Linked DNA regions of Homo sapiens: region 2 is linked to region 1. Evidence: chromatin contacts called from ENCODE Hi-C or POLR2A ChIA-PET data. All regions are on one chromosome and are shown on one strand. The core of a region is the stretch at or near the end of the contact, and the rest is flanking DNA. Distances in the headings are between cores, read along the strand shown.

Region 1 (7,165 bases), core at 2,489-4,988:
AGCAACTTTGTTTTCCTTCAGAAGAATCATCATCATCATCATTGCCAACATTTATTGGGCATTTATCCTATGCCATGCATTGCACTAGATTTCTTCACGAGTTATGTCATTAAATTTCCACAACAATACCAGTACTACTATTTCTTTCATTTTACAGGTGTAAAACCAAGATTTTAGAAAATGTAAGTAATTGGGCCATAATTATATATTGTATTTTTACCCTCAAAGCATTGGGTAGAAGTAATATGCTGTATAACAACCATGAACTAAAGATCACAAATTCTCTAAACCAGTGAGGTGACTGGGGAATACAGAAGAGGATGGGAGAGGTATTTTACAATATATTACTTAAGATAATTAGTGCCTCATGTCTCTTACAAAAAGAAAAAAAGGTAGAACTGTATATTGAAATGTAAGGAATCCCCCCCCACCTTTCTTTCCCCACCCATAGGAATACAGACCCAATCTTCCTTACTTTCCCCGTATAATTGTCCAATGTACTTCCATGAGTAGTCTCTTTGTTCCCAGCAACCTAAACAAGCCTAATTAGTCTGCTAATGACAAAACTGATATCCTGGGTCACATCGAGAGTCTAGAACCCAGCATTTTGTTCTGAAAGTGACATTAAAGGAGGATTGGTGTAAAATAGGCAAAATATGACCGTCAAGGAGTGGTGGGAACAGTGGGGCTGGCAAAGGCAGCAGAAGCTGCTTAGCTCTAGCCATTTTTGCCATCGGTCAATGTGGGGCCCGGAATGGCTTAGATCTGATCTTTTCCAGGAGAAGCCATAATGCCAGATTTTTATGTGGAATCTTCTGGCTTTTAAATGTTGTCAATTACTTTACATATGTTTACGTATACATATAAATATATATGTATATTATTTTATTTTATTTTTTGATATAGAGTCTCGCTCTGTCGCCCAGGCTGGAGTGCAGTGGCGTGATCTCAGCTCACAGGGTTTCACGGTGTTAGCCAGGATGGTCTTGATCTCCTGACCTCGTGATCTGCCTCCCTCGGCCTCCCAAAGTGCTGGGATTACACGCGTGAGCCACCGCGCCCGGCCTATTTTTTATTTTTTTGGAGATGGAGTACAGCTCTGTCACCCAGGCTGGAGTTCAGTGGCGCGATCTTAGCTCACTGCAACCTCCACCTCCCAGGTTCAAGCGATTCTCCTGCCTTGCCTCCTGAGTAGCTGGGATTACAGGCATGTGCCACCACATCTGGCTAATTTTTGTATTTTTGGTGGAGACAGGGTTTCGCCATGTTGGCCAGGCTGGTCTTGAATTCCCTACCTCAGGTGATCCTCCCGCCTCGGCCTCCCAAATTGCTGGGATTACAGGCGTGAGCCACTGCGCCTGGCCTATTTAAAGTCTTTCAGCAGAAGTAGTAATACGCACAGAGATGCATTTTGGGAAGATGAAATGTGCCAGTGTTATGTTCTAGAGCTGAGTTGTCCAGTATGGTAGCCACTGGCTACATGTGGCTATTTAAACTTAAAATAAAAAATTCAGATCCTCAATTATACTAGCTAGATTTCAAGTGCTCAACAGCCACATATGGCTAGTGGTTACCTTACTGGACAGTGCAGATATGCAGATATAAAAAATTTCCATCATCACAAAAAGTTGTTGGACAGTGGAGATAGGAGAGACTGAGGCAAAACAGCCAATTGGAGACCATTAATATTAGTCTAGGAGATGTTATCAAGTCATAAACTCCTACGACCACAGTGAGGATGGCTAGGAGGAGCAGGTGGAAAGTTGTCTTTAAGGAACTCCATCAAATGTCTGGCTAACAGCAGCAAGGGTAAACGCATGGTTTCCTTATTATTTTTTTTAAGTAATTTTCTTTGGAATTTCTCCAGCTCCATTATGTCTTTCTTGATTTCATAGAAATCCTAGTGGCTCATTTTCATGTACTAGCAGGACACTTCCCAAGAAGATGCAATGACCAGAAACTCCTACTGTTGAGTAGGCCCCACTTAGCAAGACCTACTGAATCAGAAACTCTGGGGGCCATCAGTCTGTTTTAAGAAGCTGTCCAGACTGCTGGGCCCCCAGAGATTCTGATTCAGTAGGTCTTGCTAGGTAGAAAAAAAGCAAAGAAGCTGTCCAGGTGATTCTGATAAAAATTAAAGTATGACTACCACTATAAATATAGTGGATTATCTTTCATGAGCCTTTCAGTGCTAAATTTGGGGGCCCTGTTAAAATACAAGCACTTTTGGCCTAGCTCTTTCACCCTCCATAGTACCCTTATCCATCCATCCATCCATCCATCCATCCATCCATCCATCCATCCATTTATCTAATTATTTACATTATCTGTGTTCAGAGTGCTTTAAAAGTAAAGAATAGGCCAGACATGGCTCAGTGGCTCATGCCTGTAATCCCAGCACTTTGGAAGGCCAAGGCGGTTGGATCAGCTGAGGTCAGGAGTTCAAGACCAGCCTGGCCAACATGGTGAAACCCCGTCTCTAATAAAAATACAAAAATTAGCCGAGCATGATGGCGTGCCTGTAGTCCTGGCTACTCAGGAGGGTGAGGCAGGAGAATCGCTTGAACCTAGGAGGCAGAGGTTGCAGTGAACCGAGATCAAACCACTGCATTCCAGCCTGGGCGACAGAGCAAGACTCTGTCTCAAAAAAAAAAAAAAAAAAAAAAGTCAAGAATAAAAAGTTTAAATACAATCCAATTTTTTAGCTATTGACCCAAATAATATGAAATCTTGAAAGCTAGTTTAGTTGCAGGAATATCTTCCCCCTGATATTGTTAACTTTCTTATGTTTTCTATAATCACGGAAAGGCAAAATTTACTTCCGAATTTTCAAAATAAGCATTTGTAATTCCATCAGAAACAACCCTACACCTGTTACTACCTAGGTTTTTATGGAGAATGTATTGGGAATACAGAAAAGGTATAAGCAAAGAGCCTGGCCTTTAGATCCTTTAGTCACTCTGGCTAGTGGCTAGGGATGACTAGTAAGATGACAGTCCTTAAGCGGATGACCATTGGACACATAAACATAGGACAACCACCTTCCATGCAATGTGGATAGAGTAACATGGTGTGTTGGAGAGATGCTCATTATTGGGGTGGGGGTGCTGGAGAAGGCTTCACGGGGCCCCTGACACATCAACGGCATTTGACATGAAAAGAAAGGGGCAAGGAGGTGGGGGTGGGGATTCAGTCACAGGGAACAAAATTAACAAAAGCAGTGGGGTCTGAAAGGAAGAGGAACGGCCGGGCAGTCAGGCCTCAGGAGGAAATGGATGGGGTAGGCGGTGGGGTGCAGGTAGCACGTCAGTTCTGGGGCTTTTGACAATATAGACAGGAGAATTTGAAAGGATGCAGCTTGCAAAACGCACACACTGTTGTCTCTTGTCATTGCCATCCACACGGCCTTTGAAAGTAGAGACAATACCTCAGAGATAAGCTCCCAGGGACGACCATCATTCATTCATTCCACAGATACTGACTGAGTGCCCACGGCGTGCCTGGCTCTGCGGCATACCTGGGTACCTGCCGGTGACGGACGCAGCCCCCGCCCTGGGACCTGCAGCCCCCGGCGCCCAGGCGTCTCCCAGCAGCGGCTCACCTGGCTCCTTGGCGGGGGCGGGAGTGCGGGCGCTGGGATCCCACACGGCTCTCGCCTGGCTGGCGGCGCTGCGGACGCGGATACCGGCGGCGGTTCCCGAGCCGTTGTGGCCTAGCCCGCGGGCGTTCCGGGCGGGCTGAGGAGATGAGAGTGGGGGAGGGGACGAGGAAGAGGAGCATGAGCAGCTGGGCTAGGGAGCCAGGAAAGTGGTACCTGGGTCGCCCTCCTCATACCTGAGTCGTGGGATCCCCTTGGTATTTGGTAAACCTGTATACCAAGGCTCCTTCTCTCTCCGAGGTTTTGCTATTCTTGATCGAGGGCCTATTTGGTGCCAGGCCTCGTGTCCTGAACATACAGCAGTGCACATGTGTCACATGTGTACTGCACAGACGGTAATTCACTAACGTCTCCGGAAGACTTAAGCCTTCCTCAGGTCAGAAGAGGTAAAAAGAAATGGAGGCTAGGAGGGTCACCCAGGTCTCCAACCATAGGCTGTCTGCCCCACAAACCCGGCTCTCCCCACTGAATGACACCCTCCTGCCCAGATCTGCTCTGGATGCAGACATGCCATCTGCACTCACTCCCTTTACCCTCCTCCCACCCTATCCCTGTCCCTAGCACTGTCTCTCACTCCACCTTGTATTCCTGCTTGGCCCAGTTACAGTTTTACACTTGTTTGTTTGATGACTGTGTTAATGTCTACCTTATAATGCACTTTATGTATTCCTTTTTGTAAATCATCTTACCCCTATGAGGGCAAGGACTTTTATCCCTTTCATTAACTGTTTTATTATCAGTGCCTACAGCAGTGTGGTGGACATAGGAAGTATTCAATTAATTTTTGTTGAATGATTGCCCTCCCATTGATTGTAAGCTCCACACCGGCAGCAACTGTAGTTTTTAATCACTTTTAAACTGCAAGTGTTTGACACCTAGTAGGCATTTAATACACATTGGTTGAATGAGTGTATGAATATACTGCTTACTTTATCTTTACCCTTTCATTCACCCTCACCTCATCATCCCAATTTGTAGGATAAAAATGTGCATTTCTGAGGATTCCTACTTCCAAGCTTCCTCCTCACCCTTTGTAACCATTCCCTCATTCCCTTGATCCCCCCAACCCCATCCCTCATGTCTTCACAATCATGTTTTTGCTCTTACTTCCCCTTCACCCTCCATTACTTCTTAGAAAGCTTCCTATCCTCCCTAGTTTGGAACATTCTCAAGCAACATGTTTTTGTAGATAAGAGAATTCCAGCCTAAGCTACATTGGATCCAAAACAGCTTTCCATGAATCACCCATGACTATCTGTTTTTTGGTTTTATATTGCTTTCCTTGAAGAGGACTGAGGATACTGTACCACTTGAAATCATGGTCACTGTTCATAATTTTTTCAACAAATATTTATGACACATGTTTTATGTTCTAGACATTGTGCTAGATGTTGGGACAAGATATGCAAAGTCTGAGCCCTCCAAGGTGTGTATGACACAAAATAGAATAATCACGGGAAATGTTGAGAAATGTCCTGGCTTGGATCTAGTTATTTCTAATACAAGAAACTAAGAGAATGAGACAGGATCTGATTCTTCTGCTCATTGTAACAAGCTTTAGCATAGGCATAGGTTGATAATGGATGTAGGCATGGGGTTAGAATGCCTTGCCCATTCACATTTATCTTGTTTGGTTTTTACAAATGACTCTGTTAGTCGGGAATGCAGGGCAGGAATTCTCTCGTAGAAGCTGGAACTGAGGTTCAGGAAAGGTCAGTTGACTTGCCTAAATTCGATGAGACTCCTGCCCTATTCTCCTTACTCGAAGAGGCCTGAGTTAAATGCTTAAAATCCTCTTCACTGATGGCTCTTCAGGATAGGAGTCAGTTTCAAATCTTCAGTGTAACGGTTTTTTAAATGCTTCTCAAAGGGAGATATCAGAGACTTTCCTGAATCAGAATCACCTAAGATGTATTATAAAAATGCATGCTCTTGATCAAGACCTCCTCTGACCTACCCAATTAGACTCCCTGTGAGTTCTGGGAACTTGCATCTTAAACTCCCAGGGTGATTTTTCTGCATGTAAGTTTAACTGGGAGAGTTTTAATGTAAAGCTTCGGTTTGTTTTTGTTTTTGTTTTTGTTTTTGAGACGGAGTCTCCCTCTGACGCCAGGCTGGAGTGCAGTGGCGCGATTTTAGCTCACTGCAACCTCCGCCTCCTGGATTCATGCAATTCTCCTGCCTCAGCCTCCCGAGAAGCTGGGACTACAGGGTCGTGCCACCACGCCCAGCTAATTTTTGTATTTTTTTTAGTAGAGACGAGGTTTCACCATGTTGGCCAGGATGGTCTCTATCGCTTGACCTCGTGATCCACCCGCCTCGGCCTCCCAAAGTGCTGGGATAACAGGTGTGAGCCACTGAGCCCAGCCCCTGGAAAGCCTCAGCTTTGATGCAGGGTTAACATTTGCCTTTGGGACATATTTCGTCAGCATCTCAAAGAGTAACCCATATGTCCTTGAGCAGATGGGAATGCAACAGCCTTCTGGCCGGAACCTGTCTCTTTCTTTCTTTCTTTCTTTTGAGACGGAGTTTCGCTCTTGTTGCCCAGGCTGGAGTGTAATGGCACGATCTCGGCTCACCGCAACTCCGCCTCCCGGGTTCAAGCGATTCTCCTGCCTCAGCCTCCCGAATAGCTAAGACTCCAGGTGCGCGCCACTACGCCCGGTTAATTTTGCATTTTTAGTAGAGACGGGGTTTCTCCATGTTGGTCAGGCTGGTCTCGAACTCCCGACCTCAGGTGATCCGCCCGCCTCGGCCTCCCAAAGTGCTGGGATTACAGGCGTGAGCCACCACGCCCGGCCACTTGTCTCTTTTTTATGCAAGTGTTTTTTGGAATTTGGGGGTTCAGGTGAGCAGGTGCTCTGCTGCTGGTAACTACTCGCAGTTAAAGATCTTTTGACTCTTTCCCCGACACGCTATTTGTCAGTGTCGTTTTCCACCACAGAGCCAGGTATTTGCCCCGCCGGCCACGGTGAGGCGCGCGAGGCGTGTGCTGCCAGCTTCTCTCTTCCTTCCCCGGTCCGCCTTCGCGCCCTTAAGGAGACAGTCCCTGGGAGTTTCTGCCTTTGGTCTCCAGTTATTGTTCTCTTCTCGCGAGAACTGCTCCTCCCATCCTCTTCTCTCACGAAGCCCCGCCCGCGGAGAGGTTCCATATTGGGTAAAATCTCGGCTCTCGGAGAGTCCCGGGAGCTGTTCTCGCGAGAGTACTGCGGGAGGCTCCCGTTTGCTGGCTCTTGGAACCGCGACCACTGGAGCCTTAGCGGGCGCAGCAGCTGGAACGGGAGTACTGCGACGCAGCCCGGAGTCGGCCTTGTAGGGGCGAAGGTGCAGGGAGATCGCGGCGGGCGCAGTCTTGAGCGCCGGAGCGCGTCCCTGCCCTTAGCGGGGCTTGCCCCAGTCGCAGGGGCACATCCAGCCGCTGCGGCTGACAGCAGCCGCGCGCGCGGGAGTCTGCGGGGTCGCGGCAGCCGCACCTGCGCGGGCGACCAGCGCAAGGTCCCCGCCCGG
Region 2 (7,165 bases), core at 2,873-5,372, 670 kb after region 1:
CACCTCCTCAGGCCTCCCCTGAGCACCTCATCTAAAATACACCTCACACCACCATTCTAGCCCTTCAGTCTACTTTGCTTTTCTTCAAAACAATTACCACTGTTTGGCATTATATTACATATGGCTTTTTTTACCCTACATTTTTCTACATTTTCATATTCTATATTTTCTATATTTTGTATTTCGTAGCACAGTGTCCAGCACCTAGAAGTGCTTAATAAACATTTGTTGAATAAATAAGCCGGGTGCGGTGGCTAGTGCCTGTAATCCCAGCACTTTGGGAGGCCGAGGCAGGTGGATCACTTGAGTCCAGGAGTTCCAGACCAGCCTGGACAACATGGTGAAACCCCTATCTCTACGAAAAATACAATAATTAGCTGGGTGTGTTGGTGCATGCCTATAATCCCAGCTACTTGGGAGGCTGAGGTGTAAGGATCTCTTAAGCCCGGGAGGCTGTAGTGAGCTATGATTGTGCCATTGCACTCCAGCCTAAGCAACAGAGTGAGGCCCTGTCTCAAAAATAATAATAATAATAAATAAATGAGTACCTTATTTAGTTCAATAAAGCCTCAGAAACTCTCTGAGTATCAATTTCCTCAGATAGTTGGTTGTGAGAATATTCATTTATTTAGAAATTAAATTTAATAATTTTTAAAACTTTTTGTTTTGAAATAATCTTATACATCCAGAGAAGTTGCAAATATAGTAAAATAATCCCCATATACCCTTTACCATTGTTCCTAAATGTTAACATTTTACCATGTTTCCTTCATCAGTCTCTCTTTGTATATGTACATACTATTGTTAAGTTTCTTTTTGAATAGGTAATGTATACAGATAGTACACAACATAAAATACATTAAAAGTAAACAGTGAAACATAAATCTGCCCCCTCCTCCATCCCAACACTTCTATCCAGCCCAAATCTGACTAGTTTCTTGTATATCCTGTCAGAAATGTTCTATGCATTTACAATCATATATGAATGTGTGTGCTTATCTATTTTTTTCTTTTTTTGAGACAGGGCCTCATTCTGCCGCCCAGGCTGGAGTGCAGTGGTACAATCACGGCTCACTGCAGCCTTGACCTCCAGGGCTCAGGCGATCCTCCCACCTTAGCTTCCCGAGTAGCTGGTACTACAGACATGCGCCACCACGCCTGGCTAATTTTGTTTATTTTTTATAGAGACAAGGTTTCACCTTGTTGCCCAGGCTGGTCTTTAACTCCTGGGCTCAAGCAATCTGCCTGTCTCAGCCTCCAAAAGTGCTAGGATTACAGGTGTGAGCCACCTCACCTGGCCTGTATTAGTCCATTTTCACACTGCTATAGAGAAATACCGGAAACTGGGTAATTTACAAAGGAAAGAGATTTAATTGACTCACAGTTCCATATGGCTGGGGAGGCCTCAGGAGACTTACAATCATGGCGGAAGGTGAGGGGAAGCAAGGACCTTCTTCACATGGCAGCAGGGGAGGAAAGTATATAAGCACAGGAAAAACTGCCATTTATAAAACCATCAGCTCTCTTGAGAATTCACTCACTGTTACGAGAACAGCATGGGGGAAACTGCCCCCATAATCCAATCACTTCCTTCCTTTGACACATAGGGAGTATAATTCAAGATGAGATTTGGGTGAGGACATAAAACTTAACTATATCACGGCCCTTATCTATTGCATATATTTCATACACACACATACACTTTTTTCTTCATAAAAAGCACACTATCCTCACTGTTCTGCACCTTACTTTTTTCATATGACACAATATCTTGAAGGTCATTCCATATCACTCCACCTGGATCTTTCTCATTTTCTTCACGGTGCAGAGTATGCCAATGTTCGGATGTATCAGAGCTCATTTAACCAGCTCCCTACTGATGGAAATTTAGATCATTTCCAATCCTTTGCTACCACAGACAATACTGTAATGAGTATCCTTCCATACTGTCATATTGTATATCATCTGTGGAATCAATGACTGAAAGTGAAATTGCTGGGTAGAAAGATTTTTGCATTTTAAATGTTGACAGATATTATACACTTCTTTTCATAAAAGTTGTACCAGTTTATATTCCTGCCAATAATGTGTGAATGTGTTTCCTACATCCTTTATGACATAATATATCACTTTTTGGATCTTACTAATTGAATAGCTGAAAATGATGTCTCGGTGTAGTTTTATTTTTTATTTTTACCCTCATCTTCTTTGTGATGGTACGTAGTTTTATCTTTTATTTCTCTTATTATATTTTTATAAACAGAAATGTTTACTTTTATAAATATTTTTCATATGTTTAAATCCATTGATATTTATTTTTCCATGAATTGTTTATTCACATATGGTGCCAATTTCTCTAATGCATTATTGGTCTTTCATTGATCTGCAGGAGTTCTTTACAGAGGGAGGAAATTAACTTATTTTCTATGATACGTAAGTATTTTTTCAGAGTTTGCCTTTTGACTTATCAGTGGTGACCTTTTTTTGCCATTCAGTTTTATTTATTTTTAAAAAGTTTCCGTATGGTTGAATGGCTCAATATTTTCTTTTGTGGCTTCTAATGCTTTGTGATATATCTGGAAAGGCCTTGCCTAATCCAAGATTATTTAAAAATTATCCCATGATCTCTTTCTTCCTTTTTTTCTTCTTTCTCTTCTTCTTCTTCTTCTTCCTCCTCCTCCTCCTTCTTCTTCTCCTTCTTTATTATTATTATTTTTTAATGGAGACGGGGTCTCACTATGTTGTCCAGACTGGTCTTGAATTCCTGGGCTCAGGCGATCCTCCTGCCTCAGCCTCTCAGAGTGCTGGGATTACAGGCATGAGCCACCACACCCAGCCTATCCCATGACAGATCTATCTTTCCTTCCTTCCTTCCTCTTTTTTTCTTTCTTTCTTTCTTTCTTTCTTTCTTTCTTTCTTTCTTTCTTTCTTTCTTTCTTTCTTTCTCTTTCTTTCTTTCTTTCTTAGTTTCTTTCTTCTTTCTTTCTTTTTTCTTTCTTCTCTTTCTCTCTCTTTCTTTCTCTCTCTTCTTTCTCTTTCTCTTTCTCTCTCTTCCTTCTTCCTTCCTTCCTCCCTCCCTCCCTCCCTCCCTTCCTTCCCTCCTTCCTTCCTTTTCTTTCCTTCCTTCTTCTGCAACCATGGCAAATGAACTATGCCATGATTTCTTATGGCATTTGTTCAAACATACAGAAAAGCAGAAGAACATAATGAGCCTGCAGTACCCTCATTAACTCCAGCAGGGATCAGAACAGGTCCAGAGCCAGTCTTGTTTCATCTATGTCCTACCTATTCTCCACACTCTTCAATAATTTTGAAGTAAATCCCAAACAACATATAATTATGTGATTTTGATTTTTAAAATGCTTATGTCTTTTATCCATCTGGAATGCTTTTAGAGTTAGAGCTCTTTGTTTTTTGCAGATACCTAGCCCATTCTCCCAACATAGTTTATTGAATAAACCATCTCTTCTCCAATGATTTGAAGTGGTGCCTTTATGATACACTAAATCCCCACAAATATTTGAGTCTATTCCTGTCCCACAAATATTTGAGTCTATTTCATTATTCTGTTCCACTGATTCATCTGTCTATAGTCATGCTCCAATTCCACACTGTTCTGATGGTTGTAGCTCTACAGTGTATTTTGGTATCAGACTAGATTGTTCCCTAAAAGGTGGTTTAGATATAAAGCCTCCCCTGAGGCTCAAAGACACTGTCTGAGAGTGAGGGCCTGAAGTGAGGCAGGATGGGCAGTTCTCCCGGGGCATCCCATACACTTAGCTTCAGCCACGGCTGTGCCCATCAACCTGCTGCTGTCTGGGATAAGGCATTGCCTTGGCAACCAGAGACTGAGGCCCAGTCCTGGCTGTGCCACTAAGGGCTGGGTGATCTTGAGCAGTCCATCTCACTCTTTGGAGCCTCTGCTTAGGAGGGCCTCCCTGCCAGCTCCAGCATTCTCCACTTCAAGACACCAATCAGGGCAGGGATGCCTGGGGGTGCCAGGCAAAATTGTGAAAGGGCCGCCAGTGGTCGCTTCCACAGGAAGTCCTGTAGATGAGCACAGGAGATTGGCTCGCTGGGGAACGGAAAGGGAGATTAAGCAAGACAAGACTGTTAACAGTTCTAGAGCTCGTGGGCTCCGCAGGGCAGCAGTCACCCTACCACCAGGTCCCAGAGCCCAGGGCTGTGTGTTCCACTGGGAGCCTTTGAGAGGTAGGAGCCATCCCAAGGTTGCAATGCTTCTTTTTCTTTGGAAGGATGAGGATGGGGGAGGGAGCTGGGGTCCCTGTTTAACTTCTATGTCAAGGGTGCAAAAGGCAGAGCCCTCTTTTCTCCTGCATTTGGAGCTCTCTGCATGGTCTAAGGGAGGGGATGGGAAAGCACTTGGGCAAGAGGCTGGGGTACATCACTACCCGTAAATGGCTGTGTGACCTAGGGCAAGTCACCTGGTTTCTCAGAGCCTCAGTTTCTCTGTTAGTTAGGAGAGGAGGAGTGAGGATAAGTAGACTGGAACAAGACACTAGGTGGTCTCTCAGGCCCACTGACTTGGACCACTGGGGTTTAGCGACTGTGGCTATTATTTACAGCTATTGAAGCCAGCCAAGTGGAGAGCAGACCCAGTTCTGAGCGCCCTTTGGTGAGACAGTGATGGATACCCGGAGGCCCCAGGCAGGGCCCATGCCAGGTTGTAATCTGCTGCTGCCTGCTGCCCCACCCCACTCTTCTTCTCTGGCTTCCACTTCCTGGTGGGCAGCCTGTGGTGCCTGCTGCCTAACAGAATACCACGGTGGTAGTGGATTCCCGCAGGTGCTTGGGAGTGGGATTCATTTGCTCTCATGTTTGGCTTCAAGTTTTATGCGATTTCTTAGGTGAGGGATGTGGGGAGAGGTGGTCATGCTGAGGGGCTATATGTGTGTCCTAGCCATGAAGGGGTCCCCCACTCTTAAGGACGTGAGGCATGAGGATGCACTAAGGGGAAAGTGGTGGAGGAGAAGGGCGCTGGCAGGGTGGCCCTGCCAGCTGACTCGGAGGGATGTGTGTGCTGGGCGACGGCATTTGCACATGCAGAATGGAATGATGGAATGGCCGTGAGGGGTGCTGTGTCTGACTGAGAGGCTGATGGTGAGGGATTGGAGGGTGAGGATGATGGCCAAGGAGGGTGTGTGTGCGTGCACGTTTGCACGTGTACATTTGTGGATTGACTGAAGGATGTCCTTGCTGTCTCTGAGGGACCAGGCCTGGCCTAGAAGGGACACAGACTGTTTTTAGGTTGTGCTGTCAGGCCGTGGGGGTGCTGTCAGGGATCTGAATGTGAAGGCACGAGGGGTGAGTGCACCATCCCACCTGATGGTGACAAGTGACTGATTTTGAGGTGGCGATGGCTGGAGGGCACCTGCTGCCTTCCTGCCCCAGGCCACCTGTCAGGCAAGGAGCGGGTGGCTGAGTACCCCTCCTGGGAGAGAAGGATTGACTGGCAGAGAGGGCAGATGCTGAGGTGGGGCAGGCGAGGTGTCTGGAAGGTGCTATTTTCTTAAAAAATGCCAGGGGACTGCTGGAAATGGGCTGTGGAGGTGTAGCTTGGCTAGGAACTCCCAGAAAGGAAAGTCAGGAATGCCACATGTCCTAGGATGTGGCTGCAGGGAATTTCTTCCAGGATTCTAACATCCTACACCTGTGGGAGCCCGGCAGGCTGCGATGTGACACTCACATCACAGTGGACTTTGCTTCTGGAGGCTTCTGCACAGGGAATCTTATCTTGCTCCCTTGGCCGTGTTAGCTCCATTGCCGGAAGTACATGAGACATTGGGCGTCACCACAGGAGCCAAGCCTGTCAACGCCCACCCCGTTCCAAAGCCCTTGTCCCACTCAGGGCTACTCCACTGGGTGTTTGTCATCCCCAGAGGGGCCTTCTGCCCAGGGAAGAGCCACCTCTGTAGCCTTGGGGAAGTCCATCCCATGACCAACCAGAAGAGCAGAGTCTGGTGTAGTTCTACCACTGACATCATGGCTGGGGCAGGTCACTCTGCCTCTTGGAACCTCCCTCAGTTTCCTCATCTGTCAAATGGGATCAATTGTATCTGCATGGAACCTGGCTTTTATGTGCCTCAAATAGAATTCACCTTTATCAATATCATCACCACTGTTGTCATTGCTACCTTTACCTGGTAGTCACTGATACCAAGCGCACTCCTAAGTGGCTTTATGTGGATCATATATTCAGCAAATATTTGCAGAGTACCAACTGTGTGCCAAGCGCTGTTCTAGGCTCTTGGGATAGAACAGTGAACAGAATGGTCATCTCCCTACTCACGTGAGGCCTCTATTTCAGCATGAGGAGAAGGAAAATTTACAACAAAAACGAGCAAAAGGCTCTCTATTCTGGGAAGGTGACAAGTGCTAAGAGAAAGTGAAGCTGGAAAGGGAGGTGGGCCATGCTGGGGAATGGGAACTGATGTTTCAACTTTAATTATCTTGCTTAATCCTCGCAGCATCCCCGTGGGAGAGATATTAGTCCTAAGTTTCCAGTGAGGAAACTCAGGCACAGAGATGCTGATTGACTTCCCTAAGGTTGCACAGCCCATGGGCAGCAGAGCTGGGAGAAGCAGAGGTCTGTCTGACTTCACAGCAATGGGACTGGAAGTCACTTTCTCTTGTGAGCCTCCTTTTCTGCATCTCCAGGTCACGAGAGTGGGACTGACCCTCATAGTTCTGAGGCTCAGTGAGTCTTTCTTTTAATTTTACTTTTTTATTTTTTTGAGACAGAATCTCACTCTGTCGCCCAGGCTGGAGTGCAGTGGTGAATCATAGCTCACTGCAGTTTTGACCTCCTGGGCTCAAGTGATCCTCCCATCTCAGCCTCCCAAGTAGCTAGGACTACAGGCACCCCACCATGCCCAGCTAGTTTTATTTTATTTTGTAGAGACAGGGTCTCGCTATGTTGCCCAGGCTGGTCCTGAACTCCTGGGCTCAAGTGATCCTCTCGCCTCAGCCTCCCAAAGTACTGGGATTACAGGCCACCACGCCCAGCTTATTTTGTTGTTGTTGTTTTGTTTATTAATCCCCTTCTATGCTACAGGGAGTCTTTCTTTGAGTGTAACCTGCAAGGCTGGAACTGCCAGGCCAAACCCCATTAGCCACTGAAGAAGGGTCATAGGCCCATGGAGGG

What was found. Hi-C counts contacts between places; a loop is a spot of excess contacts on that map. ChIA-PET counts read pairs that join two places held with the same protein, here RNA polymerase II (POLR2A). Pooled maps may share reads with other maps.
Region 2: a loop to region 1 is called in a map with no recorded cell type, with 2.3 times the contacts of the local background. The contact joins the promoter of RAB44 here to the promoter of SLC26A8 in region 1. A Hi-C loop is called at or near these places in 3 of 168 maps with a recorded cell type or tissue (CD8-positive, alpha-beta T cell, naive thymus-derived CD4-positive, alpha-beta T cell and sciatic nerve), 3 of 37 single-sample maps with no recorded cell type and 16 of 50 pooled maps. POLR2A ChIA-PET finds 5 or more read pairs at or near these places in 2 of 52 experiments (IMR-90 and MCF 10A).

The regions. Positions count from the first base shown.
Region 1 is chr6:36,020,903-36,028,067 of GRCh38, forward strand. SLC26A8 (solute carrier family 26 member 8) reads right to left here and starts at 3,739. Exons shown (of 20, transcript NM_052961.4): 1 at 3,602-3,739. It overlaps MAPK14 (mitogen-activated protein kinase 14), which reads left to right and starts at 6,906. Exons shown (of 12, transcript NM_139012.3): 1 at 6,906-7,165. RefSeq lists enhancers at 3,184-3,685, 3,686-4,185, 6,517-6,956 and a silencer at 7,147-7,165.
Region 2 is chr6:36,693,704-36,700,868 of GRCh38, forward strand. It overlaps RAB44 (RAB44, member RAS oncogene family), which reads left to right and starts at 4,123. Exons shown (of 14, transcript NM_001257357.2): 1 at 4,123-4,212.